2 separate regions of the Mus musculus genome follow, and region 1 is linked to region 2. Evidence: chromatin loops called from intact Hi-C (ENCODE). Cell type or tissue: left cerebral cortex. All regions are shown on one strand. Each heading gives the region's core, and the rest is flanking DNA. Links, peaks and the distances in the headings are about the cores only.

Region 1 (8,454 bases), core at 337-8,336, 240 kb after region 2:
AATACAAAATAAATTATATTAGCTTTGCAAAGCATAGAGACGTTAAATCATGTGTTTGCCTTGTAGATTGTTATCACGATAAAACCACATGCTTATGCAGCTCCTTTAAAATAATGTAGAAGTGAAGTTACTTAAGCTTCATAACGATGCTTCTATTTTGCCTCTAGTTTAACTCAGACTATGAATAATTTAGAAAAGGGAATGAACAATGATCTCAAATCATCTCTTCATTGATTCAAAATGAAGAGATTGTTCTATGTTCTCATTAACTTATGTATTAGTTAACTTGTTCACAATTGTGACCAAATACTTAACAAACATCACTTGGGGGATGAAGGATTTATTTTGGTTTATAGAGAAACATAGGACACAATTTCTCATGACAGAGATGGCATACATGAGTGTAAGGCAAATGGACACATGTCACCCAGTCAGAAAGCAGAGACTCTTTCGGGCCCCATTTTGGCCCTGGCTTGGGCCTTGAGGAAAAACCCGAGCCTGGCTGGAGTTTCTGTGGCCTTGAGGGAGAGCCTAAGCCTGGCCCAAGTTTGAGACCTGGCTCAGTCACTTCCACATCAGGATGACTCAGCAAGACCTGTTTGACCCTGCCTCTGCCCTGCCATTGCTGATGTAGAGCTTTGCCACTGGCTCTGCCAGTCACTCCATACCCTCCATCACCCTTTCCTGACTCCTATGTCATTTTACCCCACTAAAAGTTCCCCTCCCTATGTTCCGAACTTATATAAGCAAGAGGCTGATGTCATAAGGTTGAGTTCCTGCTTTGACAAACTCCTAGCCCTGGTGTGTTTGTTTTGGGCAGAGACACTCAGCATCCTGTTCAGCCCTGGAGAGACTCGGCTGGGCCGGGTTCTCTCCTCTAGCTTGGACCTGCCAGCAAGAAGCCTGCAAGACTGGACAGGAAGTAGGGTCAGGCTATAAAAATGTCAAGGTCTACCCAGTGATCCACTTTCTCAAGCAAGGCTTCAATTTCTAAAAATACCACAACATTGAAAACCAACACCACCAACTAGGGACAAATGTTTGAACACATCAACGGAGGGAGAATATTTCACGTTCAAACCATAAGCTATCATGCACTATGAAAATAATTTGATTGTTTAGTGTATGGTTCTAGTCATTCAGTTGCTAAAGAAAAAGTTCAGTTTTATATTTCTCTTGATGTCACGCCATTTTTTTCCTGTCTCCAAAATCTATCATAATCACTTAATTATCTGCAGGAATATCTATTCTGCCAAGTTATGCTCCAAAGGCAAACTAGAAAATACAGATATAAAAATAAGGCTTATGATTTTAGTGAAAACAGGTTGGTGGTGGGCAGAGAGATAACTGAGAAATAAGTAGGTGATCTATCTGTAAATTTCATGTGCAGAGAAAGTTCTATAAACGTAAGTATTTATATATTGACACCTTTGTTTATAAAAAGGCTGATAATAGCTTCATAGAGTTTTACAAAAGCAGTAATTAACCGAGTGTGACATTTTTAGTCCTCACAGATGCCTTATTGCTGATGCCCTGATTTTAGGCAAACCTAAATATAGGTTCTATTTTTTTTTCATATAGAGTGTTGAGTCTATTTAATAAATTTTAATTAGAACCTAAATTTAGTACATTTAACGGTCAGGATTTTAAAACCTCAGACCTGGGCCCATTTAGTTAAGAGGTATGTCTCTTGTTACTTATTAATTCCCCATTACCTAGTCATTAATGTGGAATCCACAACATAGACTTGATGCAATGAAGGTCACACAGAGGAGTGTTTACCAATCTCTAGACTGCTCTTTCAGTAACAAAAACAGAACAGAAACCAAAAGAAAAGAAAACTTTCCTTGCTACGTGTAGAATTCTATTTTGAATAAAGCATGTCTTTTAGGGTAGTATAGAGGTGTGATTGAGGTGTTTTAATTTTGTGACAAATAAAATGAAAGAAATACATATTTCTTCCATAAGACAATTACTCAGAGGATAAACAGGTTTGTAGAAAAACAGAATGATAGTGCTGAGTAAAATGCAAATGTGGAGAGCAATGTTTGACTGGCTGTAGAGCAAAGCCTTCCAACGTTTGTCAGATCAGTTCTGTGCCCTCACTCCACCTTTAAAACATTTAGAGAATTTCTGTATTAAGAATTTCTGCCCTTTTCAAACACTGTCAGCACCTTGGCAGGTAAGAAGGACAGCAGTGCCTACTAAGGGTGATCTTAAGACAGACCAGAGTTGGGGCCAAGAGATGTACTGGTATCCAACGAGCTTTGAAAATGTGGTAACTCAGATTTACCAAAGCAAAGAGAAGAGGAAAGTTAGGTGGGAATAATGTATTTTGCAAGTTTTACAAGAACACCCATTCTAAATTCTGTAACAAACTTCAGAAGCAATAAATAAGGGAAGCTTCATTTCTGCCAAGGTTAACCCTTACCCACCCACAGTCAGTAAGGATTACTATTGCAAGCTTTGCCAAAGGCAAAGATAAGGAAATGGACTTTGTCCAGGCAGTTGAAATAGAACATTGCAGTGTCTTGGCAAGACCCTGCCAGGCCTTTCATGGGGAGGCCCAGACAAGTGTAAGTGAGATGACAGAGTCAGGATTCTGCAATGCGGCAAGTCTCTATTAGTTGAAGGGAAAATGTCTCTGTATGTGTAACTAAAGCCATAATCTCAGGTAATCAATCATGAGACAAAGGATGGGAGTGTGGAAGTGATACTCTTGGAGACTGTATACTCTTGGACTTGTCACAGGAACACCAGGAAGAAAACTTTAAGACGGTTGGAATTCATTGACAGAATGGAGAGCCAATCGTACTTAAAAGTCTTAAGCCCCAGGGAAGTTATTTCCTGTTCATTGTTTCATGAACTCAAAATGCTTACAGGATTTCTTAACTGTGATGGTTTCTGACAGCACAGGGCTCAAGTAAAGTTAACATTGGGAATTAACTTATTTACTTCCTAGTGTAGCCACACTCGACTCCTTGATTTGTGAAGAGCAGAACCAATTTTCATTTGTCACATTCTACCTTGTCTAGTCCTTAATGGACAAAATGGCAGCCACATCTGTACAATCCAGATGCCCAATGTTGCTTACCATTTGTTAAAACTGACCTAGTTGCGGGAGTTTGAATGCGAAATATCCCCCACAGGCTTGTGTATGTGACCACTTGATCTTCAGTGGCTGGTAATGTTTGGGGAGTTGGTGCAGCTTTGATAGAGGAAGCACATCACAGGGGTAGTCTAGAGAGTTCATAGAGTCACCCCTCTTCCAACTCACTCTCTTTTCTTGACATGCAGTTATTGATGTAATCTTTCAGCACCCTGCTGTCTTCACTCCACCATTACTAACTTCCCCTAAGCCCAAAAAAACTCTTGCATTAGTCATGGTGTTTTATCATAGTGACCCAAATGTAACTAATACAGGAGTAATCGCTTACGTTAAGGCACCACTATGGCACCTCTGACATTCCCAGGAATCAGGACAGTTAGGTAACAGCTAAGTCAGCCAAAGGTGCCTCTTTTAACTGACAAGATCTTGAAGGTCCCTCTACCGCCATCCTTACACAGACAAATAGCTTTCAATAACCCGATGTTAACAAGTTATATACTTGTCTGTATCTAAATACTCACTTTCTTTATACCATCTCTGATTATAAAACATGCTCTGCAAAAGTAAAGGGTTAGATTCTGTGCTCTAGAAAAGGCCAATGAGCAGCAGTATGGGTTTCTAAAAGTAGGAGACCTTCCAGGAACACTGGTGCCATCTTGAGGCGGGTAAGAATAAGGAAAACCTCAATTCCTGCAGATAATTATAGATTTTTAACTCCTTTTATGTTCTATCACCCACTCCCTTTAAAATCCATAGCTTCTTTTTCTTTCATTATTATTGTTATATATGTTAATATCTTCTTAAATTTTTGTTACAATGAAATGTAAAATAATGTTTACATACATATAAGCTAACTCGATTTAATGTCTTCTATGTCTCTCTGTATTTTAGGGGGCACATTCCTGGGAAAACAGATTCTCCCTCTCTAAGAAATCATTAATTGTCTATAGGTCTTCATCTAGGGGTGGGACCTCATTAGATTTCTTCCAATTACATTGGCTTGTTAACTGGTACATGTCATAGTTCAGGTCTTGTTTGGTCAACCATATTATTGAGATTTCATGACTCCCATGTCATACCAGAAGACACAATCTCACAACTGATTTCCTGGTTTTCTAGGTGATTCAATCTTTCTGTCCCCAATGACACAGTTTTTCCTGAGCCACCAGTATAGGGTTGTATTGTATATTTATGAGTTGGGGCTGAGTACCTTGTGATCAGTTGTTTTCTGTACTTTGATCAGTTGTGATTTTTCTGTAATAATCCCTGCTGCAAAGAGAAGGTTCTTGGGTGAGATGTGAGAGCCATACCTATCTGTGTGTGTGAAGTTAAATATTGAGAGTACAGTTAGGAATTATACTAGTTTAGGAAAGTGGCAGTAATAGATTCTCCTCTAAGATCCATGACCTCACTAGCTACAAGATGTTGGCTAGGTTCACAGTGTCAGGCATGATTTCCCTCCTGCTGAGTGGGCGTTGAGTCCGATTAGACAGCTATGGTTTACACCAAGCTATACGGTTTGAATAAGTATAGCCCCAGAGATTCATGTGCTAAAATAATTGGCCATAGGAAGTGGCACTATAGTGGCACATAGTCAGGGTCAGGATGTTTTAACTTGGAAACAAACAAATAACCAGGCACTTTAATCTGAGAGATGCCTCCCCCCCCGCCCCCCCCCCACAGAGTCCAGAGTAATTCACAGAATGAAGGTGTGTCTAATGCCAACTCCCCCAACCTGGTGACTCTAGGTTCTTAGAAACAGCTTGTTTGCACTTGGAGTGATTCTGCCTAGGGATTCCACCTGCCCTGGAGCACCAAGTCGTGGTCTACTGAGACCCGCTGCTTTGGTCTGGGGCAGTGACTGTCATCACTGTTTGGTGAACACATGAAGCAGAGAGCAGCGAGTGAGACACACAACAGTGTTCTACAGCTTGCAGTGAAACTAACCTTACTCTGACTTTTGGATTCCATGTCATCCCAGGAAGCTCCTTGCCACGCTGTGAGCCTGAAGACCAACTTCCCAGACAGTGAGCTTCCTGGCTGAAGAGCCACTCTGAGCATTTGGGTAGACTCCACACCCTTTCCTCCCTCCCTCCATGAGGAGAAAATTCTTCAACATTTATGATGGAAAATAATGAAAGTACCAAACTGTAATTGAAAGCGACTTTAAAAAAAGATTGTGTGTTATGCAGTGTTTAATTAACTGATGTAATTGAAAGCTACTTTTTATTTTTTATTTTTTTGTGTTATGCAGTGCTGTTAATGGCTTTCTTTTGTACTCAGCATCTCTGATGTGGCTAATGTGCAGCAAGGCCCCTATCAAGAGCATTAAAGGTGTGTAAAGCTGGCCTAGTGTGGCACATAGTCTCCTTCTGTTGCCATTGGATCAGGATGCAGAATTCTCAGCAACTTCAGCACCAAGCTTGCACACTGCCATGCTTTCTGCCATGATAACAATGGACTAAACCTCTGAAACTGTAAGTCAGCCCCAATTAGATGTTTTCTTTTATAAGGGTTGCTGTGGTCATGTCTCTTCACAGCAATGAAACCATAACTAAGACAACCACTATGGCACTTTTAGGGATATGGTTCCATGCTGGTGACTAATTGTTCATAGGTGTCACAGCTACATGGGTTATAAATTGCTCTCCCTTGTTGGCTACTTGCAAAGCACCTTTCAATACTTTGAAAGCTAATCTTAACCTTGACAAGTCTCAACAATAAACAGTGTCCAATCCTTTCCAATAGGACAACACCCAGCTCCTCCCCATGCATGAGCAATTTTGGTCAAGTATTTCCTTGTAGAGAGATAAGTAAGGCTAGCTTAAGCCAGAACTGCCCTTGGCAGAAGGGCATTTACTATAAATAATACAAGTCTGTTCTTAAAAGCAACCTGTCAGGGGAAAGTCCTATTTACCATCACACGTGGATGCATGGTGGGGATTATAGTGATTTAAAAGCATGGAATGTATAGCACAGAGAGATGGGGGAAAAGAGAGAGGGGGGAGAGGGAGACAGAGAGGGAGATAGAAAGAGGAAGAGAGAGAGAAAGAGAGAGAGAGGGAGGGAGGGAGAGAGAGAGAGAGAGAGAGAGAGAGAGAGAGAGAGAGAGAGAGAGAGAGAGAGAGAAAGACAGGCACAGACAGAGAGACAGAAAGACAGAGAGAGAACCTCCAAAGTTCTATAACAATCCAGCTGCCAGTCAGGGAAAGGATCCACCTAGTTCCTGCCCCTGGGGATCAGTTCCTCTCCATGTAAACTCATAAGAGACAACCCTGAAAAATAACTAGGGTTCTAAAGTCATGTTGTTCAAAACCTGCCTTTTCCCTATAATGTATTTGCCTTTTTTCTTTTTTCTTTTTTCTCTTTTCTAAATAAAAACTGCTGCTATCAACTATGTGCACTTTCTCAGTTATTTAATAAAGCCACCAAGAACCTGGAGTTCAACTGATCACAGGACCCCCTCAGTACATAGATAGAAAGCCAGCCAGGAGGTATTCTTCCCAAAGAACAGCTCACACCCTGCCCCTTTAACTGCATCTTTGCTCTCTCCTTTCTCATTAGCCATCTGTATCAGGTATATGTTGGACAGTTTAAAGCAACCTTGATACCTGCCACCTAAAGACTCTACTGGCTGGATAACCAGGTCATAAAATAATGCAAGAGACAAATTCATGCATGTGTTATAGGCATGTATACTACCTACTTTAAAAAAAAAAGAAAAGGAGGAGGAGGAGAAGTTTACTTTCCTTCTGAATTTCCCTCTTAACTTCTTCCTATCTGTGGCAAATGATAGAGAGCCTAATATTCTGATCTCATTTGTAAATTGAGTTCCAGAGTTGAGGAACATTGTCCTTTCTGCACACTGGGCATCGTCAATTCCAAGGGCCAGAGGAAAAAAGATTTTCACTTAACCAGGATAAAACTTATGAGCCACCATCTGAAAACGCCCCTCCTATGCTAAAGATTCCTATGGGACAGGAAGAATTGTCTAAATCTTTTAGATAGGCATATGGATTTCCCTATTTTCCGAATATACTTGTTAATATCAACACTCAACTTCTCCCTACTCAGCATATTTACCACTATACATCTATTTGCTATTCTAAAATCAAAAGTTTGTTTGTTAGTAACCCTTGTATACATTCAGTTCTCTTCTTCCTGGAGTAGAACATAAGCAATGGGAATATTTTCAAAAAAGTGCCAGCGCCTAACAAAGGCTGGAGATGTATAGTGCCCTTAGGAGGGTTCCCCTAAAATCTCCAAATATGATCTATTCTTACCCTCCTCAAGGAGACGCCTCTGTGTGAGGAAAGAAGATGTATTGCATTCCATTCTCTTCATTATAGGTCTCATAGGAAACTCTCCCCATGCTCCAGCAGAAAGAGCTCTAGATGTATGCTCAACCACTGCTGAAAGTTAGGTCCGAACAATCCTAGAAAAGATGTCTTAGGTTTTGCTGAATATAGTTTAAACTCAGTACAGACTTGGAAACAGAGGGAAATGGCATCAGAAAGTAAGAGAAGTGGTAAAGCTTCATGGCTCATCACTTTTAAAGATTTTACTATATACACTTATTTAGTCAGTTTGTGTGTGGGTGTAGGTAGGTGGGTAGGTAGGTAGGTAGGTCAGAGGACAGCCTTTGGAAGTTAGTTATCTTCTTTCACTATGTGTGTGCCATGTATCAAACTCAGGTAGTCAAGACTGGCATCAAATGCATTTACCCACAGGTCCCGCCATGGTTTTCTATCAGGACCCCTCTCTGTGTGATGGGAACATAGAATCAAAGTAAATGCAAGAGGGGAAAGGCTTGGATAGTTACTTTTCTGCTGTTGTGATAAGATACCATGATCAGAAAGAAGAAAACTAGAGGAGGAAGTGTTTACATTGAATTAAAGCTCATGCGCATGCTCATTGCCAAGCCGCACATGAGAGATAAGTTCACCATGGTAGGGATGGGTGACAGCAAATGGCAGGCATGGCAGGAGGAGAGAGAGAGAGAACAGGAAAGCCCATCCCCTGTGATTTACTTTCTCCAGTAAATCTCCATGTCCTAAAAGTTCCATAACATCCCCAAACAATGCCATCATCTTGAAACTATGTGTTCAAACACATGAGCCTCTGGGGACATTACTTATTTAAATGGCAACAGTAGGGCAGACAATACTTTGATATTTTGCATTGCCAATTGTCATTTCAAGAAGTTGTTTGTTAACTTGTGTAGCCAACTACTGAGGCTCTGTAAGGGCTAGAGACTTGATGACAAAAATGAGGGGGACCTTACAATTTAGATAGCCCTTTACAAGACTGTTACTTCTGATGGAGACTAAGGATCCCCACCTCCA
Region 2 (8,454 bases), core at 88-8,087:
AATGAATATGGGCTTACTTAATAACCTGCCCAATATTATACCCAGGCCTGTGGGTATGTCTGGAAACCTAATTAAGGGCTGGAGACACAAATAGCTCTGCTAGGGTTGCCTTCTACTGCAAAGCAAAAGCCTGGAGAGAGAAATGACCGAGGACAGAGAGAAGAACAACTCAAAGTCACCTCCAACGACACCAGAAACTGTATAATTCATTCCCTCTTGGGAGCATGCCTATCAGAAGTTCTGATTAAAAAAGGGAAAAAAAGCATCATAGAATCTGTCATACCTTTGCCTTTTTACCCTGCTCCTCAAAATGTGTTGCCTCCTAGACTTTTCACATTCTACATTAGACAAAGCAAGGGAAAGGGGGACGTCTCAGTCAGAGGATGTTAGAACTCATACTTAGCAAGGGCAGTAAGAGGAGAAGGAGGCTGCTTAGATGGCTCCTCAGAAGCAGGAATTGGCGCAAGGATTAGAGGCCAAATAGCTTTTCTTGGAGGCGGTCTCAAGAAAAAAGTAGCAGAGTATGGAAAAGGGGAGGACAAGAAAAGCTACAGATACAATGAGCAAGCTAGGCCTGGGGGTTGCTGGAACTCAGTTGTGTGAGAAGCTCTATACAAATTATGCTCCCAAAGTGTTCTTTCTATGTGACAAGGAGCTGGAACACGTCCACTAACTCATTTATCATCATCTGACACCTGCTCCTTGGGACATCTATGCATCTAGGCTCTCCCAGCCTGCCCCACTCATGAGTGAACACATTCATACTGTCAGAGAAGGCTATGTCCTTAAGTAAGAAGCCATTGGCACACACAAGAATTATGAGCTCTGAAAGTTTATAGATAGGACATCAGTAGGGTCTGCTATAGTGGAAAAACAAGAAAAGAGAGAAACTGAGGGCTAAAGAGAGGGAGCAGCCATAGAGACCTTCTACCAAGCTCGAACTAATACTTGGGGAGGCCAAGTCACTGAACAGAAGTAGGCATTCCATTAAAAACAGCTTTGGAACTCGGTAGTATACCTCATATTTACTGTCATTTTCTTTAGACTTTAGGATGTCCTCAAAAATCAGGAGGATTAAAATTCATATCAACCTTCATGATCTATTCTGGGGAATTTGAAATTCTAAATGTACATGGGAATATTCTAAATGTATTTAAAATTATGATCAATAGTTTAATTAAAAATAAATATCATTTAGCATCCAAAGCTAAGCGTTCTTATAAAAGGTAAGATCTGAACCTGACTATTTTTAGGAGGGTTTCTGCATACACATGCATGCACTGGGCCAATATCAGAAAGAAAATAGCTTAAAGCTCCCAAGCATTACACATGTACTTATTTTTCTGTTTTCTTTTCATTTTTAAATTTTTATAGGGACTGGAGAGATGCCTCAGAGATTAAGAGTACTGACTGTTCTTCCAGAGGCCCTGAGTTCAATTCCCAGCAACGACCTGGTGGCTCACAACCATCTGTAATGCGATCTGATGTCCTCTTCTGGCATGTCTGATGACAGATACAGTATACTCATATAAATAAATAAATCTAAAAAAAGAAAACTTTATAGATCCTTCCCCATGAACATATATTGCTTATATAATTTTTTCATAATATCTTTGAGGAAAAAGTTATTCCTTTCTACTAATGGCCTTAAAATGATTTGTTACTTTAGCCCATGTGAACTTCAGTTGTTAGATCTTGTCTGGGCTGTGATCAAAGATATCAACTTCCAGAATAATGCCTTTAACTCTTCTCTCCTCACCACCCCCCCAGACAACCCTGGTAACATCTGAGGTCAGCCAACCAATCAACCAACCATCATGTAATTAATGTTTATAAGGTTCCATTGTGTGTCAGGTACTGCCCTAGGCTCTAGACAAAATCAAGAATAGTTCCAGTGTTCCTTGAGGGAACTTAGTAATAAAAGAAAACCAACAAAAATGCCATCTTTCAGCAAGACAAAAGAGCAGAGACTCATGATTCTATGAGATTCTTTAGCTGGAGATTTGGATACAAGGAAGTGGGCTGCCTTCAAGATGTGAACTTCAACCTAATATCCAAAAGATACATGAGAGCTAACAAGAGCATCTGATTGGTTAGATTAGGAAACCAGGGCTGCAGCTCTTTGTACAAAAGGATGTAGCCATCGTTTTGTCAAGCCTTAAATCAAGTGTCCTAAAATAATAGTGTGTGTGTTGCAGGGGGTGGGAGTGGGGAACTGTATTGGATTAAGGCCTGTAAGAAGACACAGGAGTTCAAAGGTGGCCACCAACAATGGCTCGAGCAGTAGGCAAGGGGTCCTGACATGAACCTTGGGCTTGAATAAATGAAGAATTAAACAGAGCGATCAGAATTATAAACAATTAAGCAGTCCTGGTCAAGAACTTATCTGGTTGTCCAGTATCTCAGTTTGGGCTCTGCAAGAATAGCTGAAGAAGTCCTTATTGTTTTAGAGGACAGTTGATTTTCAGAAGAGAATTATTCATGCCTCTAGCATAGTGGGTAATTGCTATCATCTGGGGAGTGATCGTCCCATGAGGTTCTACTCTTGCTAAATCCAAGGTGAATGCAAGTTTTAGACAATGACTAAACTATATATAGTTGCAAACTATACATAGTTATGTTAGCATACTCCCCTCATGTACCTCTGCTTTCCACTTTCTCTACCCTCTATCTGATGAGTTCCTTTTGGTCACTTAGATTTTCATCTACTCTCACGCTGTAAGATTTCATATATCTGTATAAAATGAGAAACACGCACAGCATGTGTCTTCTTGAAACTGCCTTGATTCCCTCCAGTTACATTCATTTTCCTCAAGCAGCATGGTTTCTCTCTTCTTATGTAAATGATACTCTCTGGGTTTGTTTGCAGGGCAGCATGGAGAAATTAAAGGGATGCTTCAGCCCATATCTCTGAAGCCTCGACCCTACCAGTATGTGCTCCAACTAGGTTTCTATTCAGTTAGACTTTCACAATTGACCCACATCCTCACCTTAGCTTTTACCCCAATGATAGGACATTTTTATTGCCTGCAAAGATAGGTTACCAGTGAATAAATTGATCAACTGATTATCTAACTCTACTAACAGAAAGGCTTCCTTCTTTCTTGTGTGGTGCTAAGAGCCCACTGCAAGTGGTTCCAGGAATGGGAGTCAGTCCCCCCTAAACATCAGATTCAACCAAATATTTGAGCCTCCAAACTGGGAGCAGATTTGCTGGGACGCTGAGGCCCTCTAGTGGCTATCTTGGGCTCACTCTCTCTGGAACGCTAGTTCTTCCTAGCCTATTAAAATTTCAACCAGCTCTTGGATTTTAAAAGGAAAATAAACAAATCATTCTTTTGCTTCTCCCTAAATATAGAAAGCTAATTTAGGGCTACTTGGATTCTCAGATCAAGAAATTCACCTGGCCGCTTTGCTATCATCCAGTTGCTTTGTGTTTTAAGGAGCTTGGAAGAGCATGTCTGCTTTTGTCTTCAAGGTCTAAATGCCTTCTCATCCCAGAAATGCACAAAGCCTCTAACTGGTTTGAGTCTGCAGATGAGGCAGGTGTACAGGCCTGGGGGCCATGATAACTTTCTTTTGACTCCAGTCTTCGGAGGCAACCTGGTCAGTGACAGGACCATGAGCTATTACTATGTCTTATGGCTTTGGTAAGTAGGCGAGCTCAGAGTGCAGCCTGAAACTGGTGCTGTCAGCCCTTTCGTGAATCGATTTCCACAGTCCCATGGGAAGCTTTCCTAATATAATTAGCCAGCATTGTGGTTGTATCACCTTCATCTGACCCCTGGGAGCTATAAAGAAGCCCATCATACTCACCTGGCTTTCTTCCCAACCAGACAATTAGGCCATTGGCCAGGAGGAAGCAGAAGAAGAGGAAAGGCCTCCATTTCCATATCTGATGACATCTGCTATCCCCTGGGCTCACAAGAGGAAATATAGGCAATGGTACTTTACTGGGCATTAGTATCTTTTAGTTTACAAGCAGTATCTTTTTCGTTGCACAAATGAGGGCATTAGCACGCATTTATCAAGATCACACAACAAAATAAGCAAATAACTCGTCTTCAAACCCACACTTTTGCCAGACCTGCATCTTATCCCACTAAGCTTTGGGTTTCAGGCCCCTGACTCAAAGATTCATGTGACCATGCCTCCTGGGCAGTGGGTAAAGTGTATGCCTATCCAGAATGTCTCAAAGCAATCTTGCTTGAAATACTATGTCCAAGAGTCTCTGCCTTGCGTGTGCAACCTGGAGCCTTCCTGCTCAAAGCACAATAGTGGACTTTGCAGCATCTGGAATCACTCCCAATTAGCCAGTCCTAACTCCCTGGATGAGGCCTATCCCCAGAGCATCTTGTGCTCTCAGACAACCTAAATTTCTTAATGGAGGTTTTGGGCCAGGAGAACTGAGAGGAATGTTGATTGTGGCTTCTTTAGCCAGCTCCCATGGTATAAGCCACATCCAATTCCAAGTGGCCTGAACTATGTGTATGTCCATCAGATACACTAGTGCTCAGGGGGTGAATTTAGCTCTGCTGTGCACTGAATAAGATGTGACAAACATTGCCTGGCAGTGGCTGAATCATGTGCTATAAAACTACCCTTCTGATGTAAGTCCCTCTGTAGCATGGAGAGGGGCCTGAGTCTGCATGTGGTGGAAGAGTAAGAGGTCAGCCTAGGGAATGCCAGCATGACAAGATGAGAGAGGAAGACAGCATTCCTTGCAGAAATTCTTCAGGCTAACAGTAAGATATCGAGGACCCCAGCCCTGACAGTCACCATAATGCATGCAGCTGGGGTCTTAGTTCTGTCTACTGATTCAAAGTACCTCTTTGCTTAGCTTCCACAGAGACATGAGGTTGGCTTGCTTCCTCATTAGCACATTATTTATAGTTGCTTTCTCTTTTATTTTTCTTGTTCCATTCATTTTGAGGAAAATTATCGAACACTAGAGGCACTTCGTTTACATAAATAAGGGTGTCATGTTTTTCAGAAAAGACTGATACGGCTTTAAATCAGCAAACCTAGACTCTAAATCTGTGCCAAATCTCCTTGAAACATAGGCAAGAGGGCCCCACCTGAAGTTCACATTCAGGGTGGTTGAGTGGGGCTGGCACGGGTGCACATCTAGCCAGTTCCTGGGGGTATGGCGCTGCAGAGCTAGCTACAGCAAGCAGAATCATTGCTCTAATCTGTCAGAATTTGCTTTAATTACACACTTACACTTGTGGTTTTTTATAGAGCTTTTCATTTGTATGAAGCTCTCTTTAACCCTTGAATCCTGGCATGAGGGAATTAAAGGGATATCAGAAACCAAGATACAGAAATATAGGCCAAGGATCTCTCCCAGGGCCGTGGAATCAGCCAAGAAGCAAAACCAGGACTGACATGTTGCCTCGCTCTGAGCTGGGCTGTTTACTCTGCATTCTGCTGACTTGAAAGCTCCACATATTCTCTGGCTGCAGCATCTGCAGTATTCTTGGTGAGCTCTCCATCTCAGGCCAGCTTTGTGCTAAGAGTCCCTAACAGACACATATGTCACCAGCACAGTCTACGAGAACGTACGTACAGGCCTCCTACCTAACAGCTCTGGGAAAACAGGGCTTTGGAAAAAAACAGCAGCTGTGCTGGGCCTATGGAGGAGAAACAGCACAATGACTATCCAGTAGCCTAGACAGGTGACTCGGCCCAGAGGCCCTGAACACAGGAATAAACCAAAACACTGCCAAAGCTGGCACCCTGGCTCTCCTGGCACCTCAGAGGAGGTCATGGAACCTTTCTGTGCCTGACAAGATTATTATATTCAGGGAAAACAATTGTTTACATGGAAGAGAATAAGCATGAACGAACTATAGATTTAGGATAGAGTTTAGTCAATTTCTACTGTATGGCAAATAACCCAGTGCTTTAAAAGACAATTATCCATCACAAATCTTTGAGGAACAGGAGAAATGTGTGCAAGGTCTCTCCCTAAACTCTAATCTACTGGGTTGTCATCTGGGCCATGTTCATTAGCCAATGCAAACCCAAGTCAAGCCACCTCTGCTTGGGAGGACACACAACTTTTTTTTCAATTTTTATTAGATATTTTCTTCATTAACATTTCAAATGCTATCCTGAAAGTCCCCTATACCCTCCCCCTGCCCTGCTCCCCTACCCACCAACTCCCACTTCTTGGCCCTGGCATTCCCCTGTATTGGGGCATATAAAGTTAGTAAGACCAAGGGGCCTCTCTTCCCAATGATGGCCCACTAGGCCATCTTCTGCTACATATGAAGCTAGAGACACAAGTTCTGGAGGTACTGGTTAGTTCATATTGTTGTTCCGCCTATAGGGTTGCAGACCCCTTCAGCTCCTTTGGTGCTTTCTCTAGCTTCTCCATTGGGGGCCCTATGTTCCATCCAATAGATGACCATGAGCATCCACTTCTGCATTTGCCAGGCACTGGCATAGCCTCACAAGAGAGAGCTATATCAGGGTCCTTTCAGCAAAATCTTGCTGGCATGTGCAATAGTGTCTGAGTTTGGTGGCTGATTATGAATCCCCTGGTAGGGTAGTCTCTGGATGGTCCATCCTTTTGTCTCAGCTCCAAACTTTGTCTCTGTAACTCCTTACATGGGTATTTTCTTCCCTATTCTAAGGAAGAATGATGTATTCACGTGTTGGTCTTCCTTCTTTTTGATTTTCTTGTGTTTTTCAAATTGTATCTTGGGTATTCTAAGTTTCTGGGCTAATATCCACTTATCAGTGAGTGCATATCAAGTGAATTATTTTGTGATTGGGTTACCTCACTCAGGATGATATCCTCCAGATCCATCCATTTGCCCAAGAATTTCATAAATTCATTATTTTTAATAGCTGAGTAGTACTCCATTATGTAAATGTACCACATTTTCTGTAACCATTCCTCTGTTGAGGGGCATCTGGGTTCTTTCCAGCTTCTGGCTATTATAAATAAGGCTGCTATGTACATAGTGGAGCATGTGTCCTTCTTACCAGTTGGAGCATCTTCTGGATATATGCCCAGGAGAGGTATTGCTGGATCTTCCGGTAGTACTATGTCCAATTTTCTGAGGAACCACCAGACTGATTTCCAGAGTGGTTGTACAAGCTTGCAATCCCACCAGCAATGGAGGAGTGTGAGGACAGACAACTTGAATGCACACAACTGGTAAGTTATGGCCATGTTTGCAGTTTGCCAGAGAACAGTTTTCATGGTTCAGGCGACTCTGAGATAAAAGGGTGAAAACACAGGATTCTGCCTACTTGCTTGAAACAAAATGAAAGAAAGACTGACAGGAGAGGAGAAACTGAGATGCAGAAAGAAAGCAGGCAGAGGACAGGACAGGCAAGTTAGCTCCGTGTTTAAACAATTTGATCTTACCGTCTACAGGGATCTTCCAACAGCTGGTGTGAGACCGAGGCTTTGCTATTAATATTACCCAATCCAGGAAGGGAGCTGCAACATTGCTCCAGCAATTCACTTCCAGACAGTGGCTTAAGGCTGCTCTCTGGAGACACTAATGACCTACCATTTCAGGCTCACACTATTCAAAGCTACTGGAGTGATGGGAAGTAGCATCTTGACAAGGAATGGCTAGGACTGCTATCCAGGCTACTATATCCCAGCATTGTTCAGGCAAGGGGATAGAAGAACAGGGACCTGAACGGTAGGGCACACACAGGTTCATGCACTGTGAGAATAATAACAATGAAATATTTTCAAGCTTCAGTTAAATGACTCCAGTCAAACACATTTCTTTTAGTCGGCTTGCATTATTTTGGTTGAAGCCTCTATTCTCCTGCAAGCAAAGGTTGCAATGCTAAATGCCACCAAATTGAGCCATTCTGCCTGTAGTTCGGGAAACAAAATGCCAAGCTATGTTCTTGGTTGTCCTTGGAGCTAACAATTACATTGTGAGTTGAAAGGGAGCAAGTGTCCCCAGCAACGTGATGACGATTACTTTAGCCCTACCAAGGCCACTGTGCACTGAAGCTGCCAAGGCAAGAGCATCACAAGTCAGGAAAGAAAAAGAGACAAAGCACAGAGAGGCAGACACAGGCAGCTGCTTCTGCTGAGGACTGAAACTCACGGAGTCATCAGCTGGCTGTGATGGTTAATCATTCCTGTCAGCTTCAGAAGATTTGGACTCAGCTTAGTGCTATAGTAAAGATCCAGTAGAATTAAGTGGAAGGTTGTGAGTAAAATGCTGGAGTCAGTAACCCTGGTCATGAGAAACAAAAGATCTTGCATCTAGGTGTAAGTCAACTAATCTGACCAGATAGGAGACTGGATAGGGCTTGCTTGGAGCCAGTGTCAGCTGACTCTGGCTGGTTCCCATACATTACCCCTTCCTGAGGAACATATACCAGGCATGGTTACCATTCTATATACTGTTGATCTTAATTCATGTAATTGCAAGGAAGAATGGTTTCTACAAAGCTTATACCTGT

What was found. A loop is a pair of places that touch in the nucleus more often than their neighbours do. Peaks named below come from ENCODE experiments on the same cell type or tissue, not always from the same donor. Only the 100,000 strongest peaks of a DNase experiment are listed, where the experiment ranks them.
Region 1: it touches region 2 in a loop (1.8-fold over the local background); 2 of 42 quality-filtered maps call a loop at or near these places.

What each region holds. Positions count from the first base shown.
Region 1 is chr2:136,832,339-136,840,792 of GRCm38, forward strand. Gm46767 (a long non-coding RNA gene) reads right to left here and starts at 255. Exons shown (of 3, transcript XR_001783485.2): 1 at 1-255. In left cerebral cortex, for the core only: a CTCF peak has its summit at 3,775 (motif pointing left); a DNase peak (open chromatin) is centred at 3,726; H3K27ac peaks cover 243 bases.
Region 2 is chr2:136,593,433-136,601,886 of GRCm38, forward strand. All of the region lies in intron 2 of Gm32659 (a long non-coding RNA gene), which reads right to left. Among named protein-coding and RNA genes, the nearest start is that of Ankef1, 65 kb to the left of the region's middle. In left cerebral cortex, for the core only: a CTCF peak has its summit at 3,245 (motif pointing left); DNase peaks (open chromatin) are centred at 3,238, 3,496, 4,698 and 5,516; H3K27ac peaks cover 1,153 bases.